Linked DNA regions of Homo sapiens: regions 1 and 2 are each linked to region 3. Evidence: chromatin contacts called from ENCODE Hi-C or POLR2A ChIA-PET data. All regions are on one chromosome and are shown on one strand. The core of a region is the stretch at or near the end of the contact, and the rest is flanking DNA. Distances in the headings are between cores, read along the strand shown.

What was found. Hi-C counts contacts between places; a loop is a spot of excess contacts on that map. ChIA-PET counts read pairs that join two places held with the same protein, here RNA polymerase II (POLR2A). Pooled maps may share reads with other maps.
Region 1: a loop to region 3 is called in a pooled map, with 2.8 times the contacts of the local background. The contact joins the promoter of DENND2B here to the enhancer-like site in region 3. A Hi-C loop is called at or near these places in 2 of 50 pooled maps. POLR2A ChIA-PET finds 5 or more read pairs at or near these places in 2 of 52 experiments (BJ and RWPE1).
Region 2: a loop to region 3 is called in a pooled map, with 4 times the contacts of the local background. The contact joins the promoter of ADM here to the enhancer-like site in region 3. A Hi-C loop is called at or near these places in 1 of 168 maps with a recorded cell type or tissue (heart left ventricle) and 7 of 50 pooled maps. POLR2A ChIA-PET finds 5 or more read pairs at or near these places in 1 of 52 experiments (B cell).

Annotation. Positions count from the first base shown.
Region 1 is chr11:8,809,370-8,812,069 of GRCh38, reverse strand. It overlaps DENND2B (DENN domain containing 2B), which reads left to right and starts at 1,396. Exons shown (of 20, transcript NM_213618.2): 1 at 1,396-1,553. DENND2B-AS1 (DENND2B antisense RNA 1) reads right to left here. Exons shown (of 5, transcript NR_120590.1): 5 at 1,794-1,993.
Region 2 is chr11:10,303,668-10,306,367 of GRCh38, reverse strand. It overlaps ADM (adrenomedullin), which reads right to left and starts at 1,295. Exons shown (of 4, transcript NM_001124.3): 1 at 1,139-1,295; 2 at 570-688; 3 at 270-419; 4 at 1-36. The coding sequence starts at 667. It also overlaps a transcript of SBF2 not described here. RefSeq lists silencers at 704-753, 774-823, 1,504-1,553, 1,734-1,833, 2,324-2,383.
Region 3 is chr11:9,363,119-9,365,818 of GRCh38, reverse strand. No RefSeq gene overlaps it. Among named protein-coding and RNA genes, the nearest start is that of IPO7, 20 kb to the left of the region's middle. RefSeq lists enhancers at 572-1,273, 909-2,108 and a silencer at 1,099-1,278. Within about 2 kb of position 1,343, at least 41 of the 41 ENCODE cell types and tissues checked have a DNase peak (open chromatin) inside an H3K27ac peak, as active enhancers do; they include B cell and heart left ventricle, where a contact is called at or near this core.

The DNA.
Region 1 (2,700 bases), core at 147-2,646, 550 kb after region 3:
TCTCAGTTTTTCCATCTATAAAATGGTCATAAGGCCAGTATGCTGGCTCACGCCTGTAATCCCAGCACTTTGAGAGGCTGAGGCAGGAGGATTGCGTGAAGCCAGGAGTTCAAAACCAGCCTGGGCAACATAGTGAGACCCTGTCTCTATAAAAATAAAAATTAAAAAAGTAGCCAGGCGTGGTGGTGCATGCCTGTAGTCCCAGCTACTTCAGAGGCTGAGGCAGGAGGGTTGTTTGAGCCCAGGAGTTTGATGATGTAGTGAGCTATGATTGCACCAATGCATTCCAGCTTGGGCAATGGAGCAAGATCCTGTCTCTAAAAGAAATTTAAGAAGAATAATAAATAAACTTGAAAAAATGGTCATAAAAATATCTGTGCAGTGTATTTCAAAAGGTTATGAGGATCAAACAAAATGATACATGTAAAAAGAATGTTACAAAGCAGAAATGTATGCTGGGTAGGGGGGAGAGGAAGGGACAGGATGGGGATGGGGATGGGACTAAACTTAGGGGGTCTGCCGTGTCCCAGGGACTGTGCTCATTTTCTGACAGGAGCAATATTATTACCGACTGTGACAGCAGCTCCCACTAAGCCTGCACCTTAGCTGCAGATCCTTAGCAGGGCAGAGAGACAAGGCTGTATTTGTATCAGGTTTGTCGTCTGGGTTGTGACTCTCGACTTGCCCAGGATTCTTCCTGGTCCTGACCGAGTTGTCTTTGCTCTCCATTTCAGGAAGATGAGAGACTGCTTAGGCGCCACCACTAGTACCATGAGTCCCTGCACTGGTTAAAGCCATCGCCACAACCTGGACAGGCAGCAAGGTAAGCAGAGAGGCCAGTCCAGGCGAGCTCCTGGGATGTGAGTGCATTTCCGCCCCAACTGCTGCCCGGAAAAATCCCAAGTGCACAAACAAGTCAAGGCAGCGCATCAGGGTCCCTCCTACCCGAGCTCCAGGACCCAGAGGAAGCTGGGTCCCCTTCAAGCGCTTCAGCTAGCTCCCTCCCCCCTGGCAGGGATTCTTCCAAGTTATAAAAAATGAGACACTGGAGGGGAAGAAAACAAGTCCACTCACTGTCTTCTCCCTTCTCCCCTCTGAGCTGTTCAAGCAAGTTCCCAGGAGCAGTTCAGAGCCCCTGTTGGACTGGAAGGGAGGTAGGAGGAGTGGAATGCATGCAAAAACCGAGCTGATCAAAAGACAGTGCTGTTTCATGGAAGCCTCCCAGAACTGAGAGAGAGAGAGAGAGAGAGAGAGAGAGAGAGACAGTGAGAAAGAAAGAAAAAGAGAGCGCCCTTGTGCACGCGCTAGGCCAAGAGCGCGCCGCTGTGCGCGCGCCCGCCTAGCGAGGACAGGGTCTCCATGACAACCGGCCTGGCCGGCTAGCAGTGCTCTGCTCACTTGGCTGCGAGGAGCGCCACGAAAGGTCAGAGGAAGGAGCTGTGGGAAGCTCGCAGCAGGTATCGGAGCTTAAGCCAGTGGATTTGGGGGCCCTGGGCTCCCTAGCCGGCTGCGGTGTGAGAATGGAGTGGGCAGGAAAGCAGCGGGACTTTCAGGTAAGGGCAGCTCCGGGCTGGGATCATTTGGCCTCCTTTCCTGGCCCTTCTCTCCGGCTGTTTTCTGGGAGTCAGGCGAGTGTCTGTAGTCTCTGCTCGGGGTTTGGGGCTCAGGAATGATGTCATGCTCCAACAGTTGGATTCTATTAGCTTAAGGAGGAGGGAAACAGCCAATTTTCTTGACTTTGCAAATCTAGCTGATCTCACTCTTGCTGAATCTGAGGTGTTTAGACTTCACTCTAAAAAGCATCATTTTACTTTTATTTAGCACAAAGGCACAGGATATTTTTACAGGAAGAATCTTTTATATGGAAAAATCTGAGTTAACATCACTCCCGTGGTGTTTGTAGTTCTTACAGGGAAACTCCAGTGCCTTTTGAGCCGCTTGTTCGTCCTAGTGAACACTGTCTGTTTTGTCTCTTGGTGCTGCTATGTCTGACCTGTAATGGAAAAAAAAAAAAAAAAAAGGCTAATTAAGCTCAGCCAGGAGCCTGTGGTGAGTTCCAAGTCCCTCTAGAGCATTTATTAGGACAGAGGGACTGTCACAGGGATGCCTGAGCTGGGGTTTTGCACTCTCTCTCTTCCAGGCAGCTTGGTAAGAATCAAGCTGTCCTCCCACATCAAAAGGTCGATCACAGACTTTCCTAAGAGGTGGAGGAGGGGGCTGGCTTGGGGTTGGGGGGCCTGCAAACAGGTTTCTCATCCAGATGTCCCAGAGTGAGCTCTCAGCAGCAGCTGCTAAGAGCTGGGGAACATGAGGCACTGTAGTTGTGCCGGGTGGATTCCTTTGGTTACATTTTGACCAAATCTCAGGGCACGCAGTGTCCACGCTGTGCACTCCTACACTGATTGTCCTAAGTTTTGGTAAAACTTGTTCTGACCTAGAGGAGTGGTACATGGTGAGCTGTGTGGCCTTGGAAAGGAGACCCTCCCAGAAAGGCAGTTTTATAGGTGATAGGGTAGTGGGGTTGTCAGTAATATTATGAGGAGGATGAATGCAGCAAACACTTCCTGCAACGGAGACCCATCAGGGGTTGTGCTTCCACTTGAGCCATGTTATGTCTTAAATTCACTTCTTGGCCTCAGGGAACTTTGCAAATGCCTTTGGTTTCTCTGTGGGATGAGGGAACAGCTGCTGTCCTGGTTC
Region 2 (2,700 bases), core at 46-2,545, 940 kb before region 3:
TAGCGCTTGACTCGGATGCGGGCGGCATCCGGACTGCTGCGGGCGGGGGGAGGGGGAAGAAAGGCAACTTGAGACCCCATCAAGCAGAGCTTTGGCCCCAACACCGGGAACGGGAGCCATTCTAGAGCCAGAGGGAGCTGGAAACTGCTCGCGCCATCTGAGCTGCGGTCCAGCCCCGACGATCCCCCGGGCCAGGGGAGTGGAGACAGAGAACTCCTCCCGCACACCTTCCTTCCCTCCCGTCCCTGGACAGCACAGGGCGTAGTTACCTGTCTTCGGGGCTTCGAGAGGCACCCTTCATGTCCTGGGGCCGAATAAGGGTCTGGGCAGGCCCGGCCTTCACGTCAGCGAGCCCGGTGGGGTAGCTGCTGGACATCCGCAGTTCCCTCTTCCCACGACTCAGAGCCCACTTATTCCACCTGGAAAACACAAGCAGACCCGATTCGCGTGCGTTCAGGTGACGCCCAGGCCTGTCCCTGCTCCCATTCACTTCTAGACCTTCGGGACCAACGGTCAGTTCCCCTTGCCTGCCAGGTACCAGCAAGGGGGAAGGCGCTGCCCGGACTCACTTCTTTCGAAACTCCGACGCGACATCCAACCGAGCGGTGTCAGCGCCTAGGAAGGCGAGCGAACCCAGGTACATCAGGGCGACGGAAACCAGCTTCATCCCGGCTGCGAAGCGCAGACCCTGGAAAAGAAGAAAGAGAGTCGAGCGTGAGCACCCGGGCCAGCTGCACCGCCCGGGCGGGGCACGGAGGGCGGGCAGGGGCCCCGGCGAGGCGGGTTTAGCCCGCGCTTTCCCTGGCTCAGACGCTTATCTCCCTCCGCGCAGAGAGGCGCCAGAGGCGTTTGCACGCGCCGGCCGGGTGACAGGCCCCGCAGGGGAGGCCGCTGCACCCCGCCAGGCTCCCAGAGGGTCTCTGCTCAACTTCTTGGAACTTGGCTGACGGAGCAGAGGGGACTGGGTCTCTGGACCTCCAGCTGTGTGCACGAGCTGGGCCCAGGATATGGGGTGTATCTATCTCTCAGAGAACCCTCCAAAGTGGGTTGTTCCCCTCACCCAGCGCTCCCAGTTTAGGGCCTTGGCAAGCACTGCCCCCCACCCCACCTCTTAACCCGCAGGGTCTGCGGCACCTACCTGCTAAGAGAGTGATCTGCCAAGTACTTGAAGGAGAAAGTCTCAGACGTCCCACTGGCAATGGCAAAACTCCGAAGTCCAAGCCCAGCTGCAGTGAGAAGCCCGAAGTGGCAAGGCTTGAGCTGTTCTATCCAGTGTCACCAAGAAACCACTGAGTGGCCAGCTCTGGTTCCTGTGCTTTATAAGCGCACGGGTGGGGGAGCGGCGGGGCGGGGCCTGGGCTGCCCGGTTGCCTTCCCTTTCTTTCCTCAGCCACGCGCGCTCCTGCTCTCGGACGCGCGCATTGCTTCCTTTGGGGCTGGAGTTGGGATGGGGGGAGGGGGGAGCGGGGGAGAGGAGGTCCCTCGTGCCCAGAGGGCTTAGGTATGGGCTCCAGGCGGTTGGTGCAGGAACTGCCACAGCCCTCTTTGGGCACAGGGTTCAGACAGTACGCCGGAGCGAAGGGGCGCCACTACAACCTCTTGAGGTCCTTATCCAGGACCCATGCGGCCCGGAGTGCAAAGCCTCCTGGCGAAGAACAGCAAGAGCCCGCGGAAGGGACAGCGCGGATGGCCCGAGCCCTGGACCTGGGGAGCTGTGGCCTCAAGTGGACCGCGCCCCCCTGCCGGCTTGGCGCCTGACCGGGCCGCGACCCCAGACTCCCGCGGAGGGGCCGGGGCAGGGACGGAGCAAAGCCGAGAGGAGCAGGACTCACTAGTCCCCCAGAGGACCAAGACCCCGGCGTTTCGGGGTGAGCTAGTAAGATTTCACGGTAGGGACAAGGCTCAGAAAAGCTAAATTGAGAATTGGGATTTGGAGGGGGGAATTATCTGAAATTTCAGAATTTTCATTTCTATTTGGAAACATAGGAATAACCAAAATTAGGAGGAAATATACTGTTTCATTTTGCCTCCTTGTAATCCTATTATGCCTTATAAGGTCATAACCTGAGATTGTGCCTGGCTGCCTTCATTAATCCATCGTAAACGTGAGGACTGACTGCCAGGGAGCACACTAACGCTTCACGTATGCTAATCATTTTACAGTTTACCAAGCACGGCCACATCCCAGTCTACTTTGAGCTTCACAGCCACCCTTGAGTCAGGCAAGGAAGGTAACATTCCTTTTCCCATTTCAGCAGGTAGAAAATTCAAGCTCAGAGAGGGGAGGTATCTGCAGAGAGGGGAAGTCACCCTGCAGGTAGGAAGCAGCAGAGTCCCTACTCGGCCCGACACGCTAGCACGGCCGACTGGGGCGCGGCGTGGATTCCTCTAGGCTGGGGTCACCAACTTCTCAAGGGGCAAAGGAGAGTCCTAGCCCCCGCCCAAAGAATTTGTGCCTGTTCATGATGAATCACGCTAGACACGTTTGTCACCCGTTTGTGCTCTTTCATCACAGCTTCTTCTCTTTCTTACTTCTCTCCTGGGGGCCAAACTGGGAAGGAAAGGCTAAGCCACGGGGCTTCCTGCTTCGTGCTTGTGGGTTTCTGGGGTCCTACTAACCACTCCTCTAATCGAATGTCCTGAAGCCCAGCGACTCGACGGAGAGGCCAAAGGTGCGAGACCACTAGCCAAACAGGCTTC
Region 3 (2,700 bases), core at 94-2,593:
TTCCAGGTCATAGGTAGATAGGAGACAAATGGTTGCATTCTTTTGAGCTTCCCTCCCTCTCTCTCTCTCTTTCTTTCTTCATATGGAGTTTCCCTCTTTCGCCCAGGCTGGGGAGAAGTGGCCCAATTTCGGCTCACTGCAACCTCTGCTCCCGGGTTCAAGCGATTCTCCTGCCTCAGCCTCCCAAGCAGCTGGGATTACAGGCGCCCGCCACCACGCCCAGCTAATTTATATATTTTTAGTAGAGATAGGGGTTTCTCCATGTTCACCAGGCTGATCTCGAACTCCTGACTTCAGGTGATCCACCCGCCTTGGCCTCCCAAAGTGTTAGGATTACAGGCGTGAGCCACCGTGCCCAGCCTGGATTCTTTTTTTTTTTTAATCTTATTTTTTGAGAGGGAGTCTGGCTCTGTTGCTCAGGCTGGAGCGTAGTGGCTGAGCTCGGCTCACTGCAACCTCCGCCTCCCGAGTTCAAGCGATTCTCCTGCCTCAGCCTCCCGAGTAGCTGGAATTACAGGCGCCCACCAGCATGCCCGGCTAATTTTTGTATTTTTAGTAGAGACGGGATTTCGTTATGTTGGCCAGGCTGGTCTGGAACTCCTAACCTCAAGTGATCCGCCCGCCTCTCCTTCCCAAAGTGCTGGGATTACAGGTGTGAGCCACCGCACCCAGCCTCCAAAAGAGGCAATCAGATAACGCATTTATGTTAGTGAGCAGAGGGGTAACTTTGAATAGAATGGGAGACAGGTTTTCCCTACGCAGTTCCCAGCTTGACTTTTCCCTTTAGCTTAGTGATATGGGGGCCCCAAGATATTTTCCTTTGACGAATTCATCTCGGAAACCAAGATTTATTTTCTTTTGGAATTTTAAAAGTTTTGCTCTTGCATTTAAAAAAAACAGTGCGTGTGTGTTTCGCTTTAATTATTATTTGCTGCATTTTGGAACTGAGTCAGGCAAATCATTTTTGTTCCTAGGCAAGTGCCTTTGATCTTCAAAATCTACCCAGTCTTTGGGGCACTGCTGTCTCCTTTCACAAGGTCCTAATTCCCACTGAAACCAGTCTGTAGTATTTGTGGCTTGGGGCCACTTCAAGATTTCAAATTTCAGCCTCAGACTCCAATCCCCGGGCGGGATCCGGGAGACCCAGCCCCGTGCGGCCCCCGCCGAGCTGGCGGGGATTGCAACGTCGGGATCGTGGCGACGCGCGGGGCCCTGGAGCCCAGGCGCGCGGCCCCAGGCGCGTCAGCCCCTCCCCGCCGGCGTCGCTCGCCGTCGCCTGCGGTGACTCAGCTCTTCCGGTCACCGCCGTCACTGGTGGTTCCCGACTGCAGTGAAGGTGCGGACGCCAAGTCACTGCTCAGTAATGCTGGAGCCGCCGGCGTCCCGGGCCTTCTCCAAATGCGCTGCATTCCTGCCCCCACCATGACTCAGCGGCTTCCGCTCCGGCGTCAGCGGCGCTCCGGCCTCCGCCCGCGAGGCCCTGCTGCCTTCCCACTGCCCCACGGGGGCCACAACGCGCCCGCTTCCGCCCTTAGGTGTCCTTCCAAGCCCCTGAAAAGGTTTGGCAGCTTGATAAAGGATCCCTGAACTCCAGTGTTTAGGCCCTGCAAGGCTCTTCTCTGTACATTGAGGAGCTGAGGCCTCCGCACGGGAAAGTATTCCCCACCCCCCAGCGCAAGGAGGAAGTTAGCCTAAGACTAATTGAGGCAACTGAGGCCTCGGACAGCCGCGGGTCCTGAGAGCCCGATGGACCTACTTTGGAAGTTCAACGTTACCGTTTGCAGATGTGTGACACTCCCCTACTCCTACCCCCACTCCTACCCCCACCCACTTAACAGACATGAGGATTATTCCATGCCACCTTGTTGTTGGCATTGCGTAGCACATGGTAGGAACTCAGCAAATCTCAGCTTTTGTTTGTATTTTCTCTTTCTTTCCTTTTTTTTTTTTTTTTTTTTTTTGAGACGGAGTCTCCCTCTGTCACGAGGCTGGCGCGATCTCGGCTCACCGCAACCTCCCCCTCCTGGGTTCCTCCTGGGTTCAAGCGATTCTCCTGCCTCAGCCTCCTGAGTAGCTGGGACTACAGACGCACGACACCACGCCCAGCTGATTTTTGTATTTTTAGTAGAGACAGGATTTCACAATATTGGCTAGGATGGTCTCGATCTCTTGACCTCGTGATCCGCCTGCCTTGGCCTCCCAAAGTGCTGGGATTACAGGCGACAGCCACCGTGCCTGGCCTGTATTTTCTTTGAAATGCCTTTTAGATGTAGTTCTTCCTCTCCATGGACAGAGTCACCTCAGCAACTTCCTAACTGGTTTTGCCACATTCCCATCCAACTTCACACAATGACCGGGTGCATTTTTATGGCACACTGTATTCTGCAAGTCATTCCTCTGTGCAAGAAAATTTAATACTCTGTTGAATTTTGGTTTGAGTGGAAAGTCCTTTCCCTGGTATTTAAAGCGATCCATCATAGTCCGGCTCCCATCCTTCCCATAAATATTTTAGGCCTGCTCTGCATCCTGTATTGTGGTACTCGGATTCCTGCCCTCCAGAGCTCTGGTGAGGGGAGATAAATACATAATCACGTCGTCATTATACTGTGTAATAAGTGCTCTGATCGAAGTGTGAACAGGACAGAGAGCAACTCAGTGTAATAGAGGGGGAAGAAGAAAGGCTTCACAGAGGAATAAATA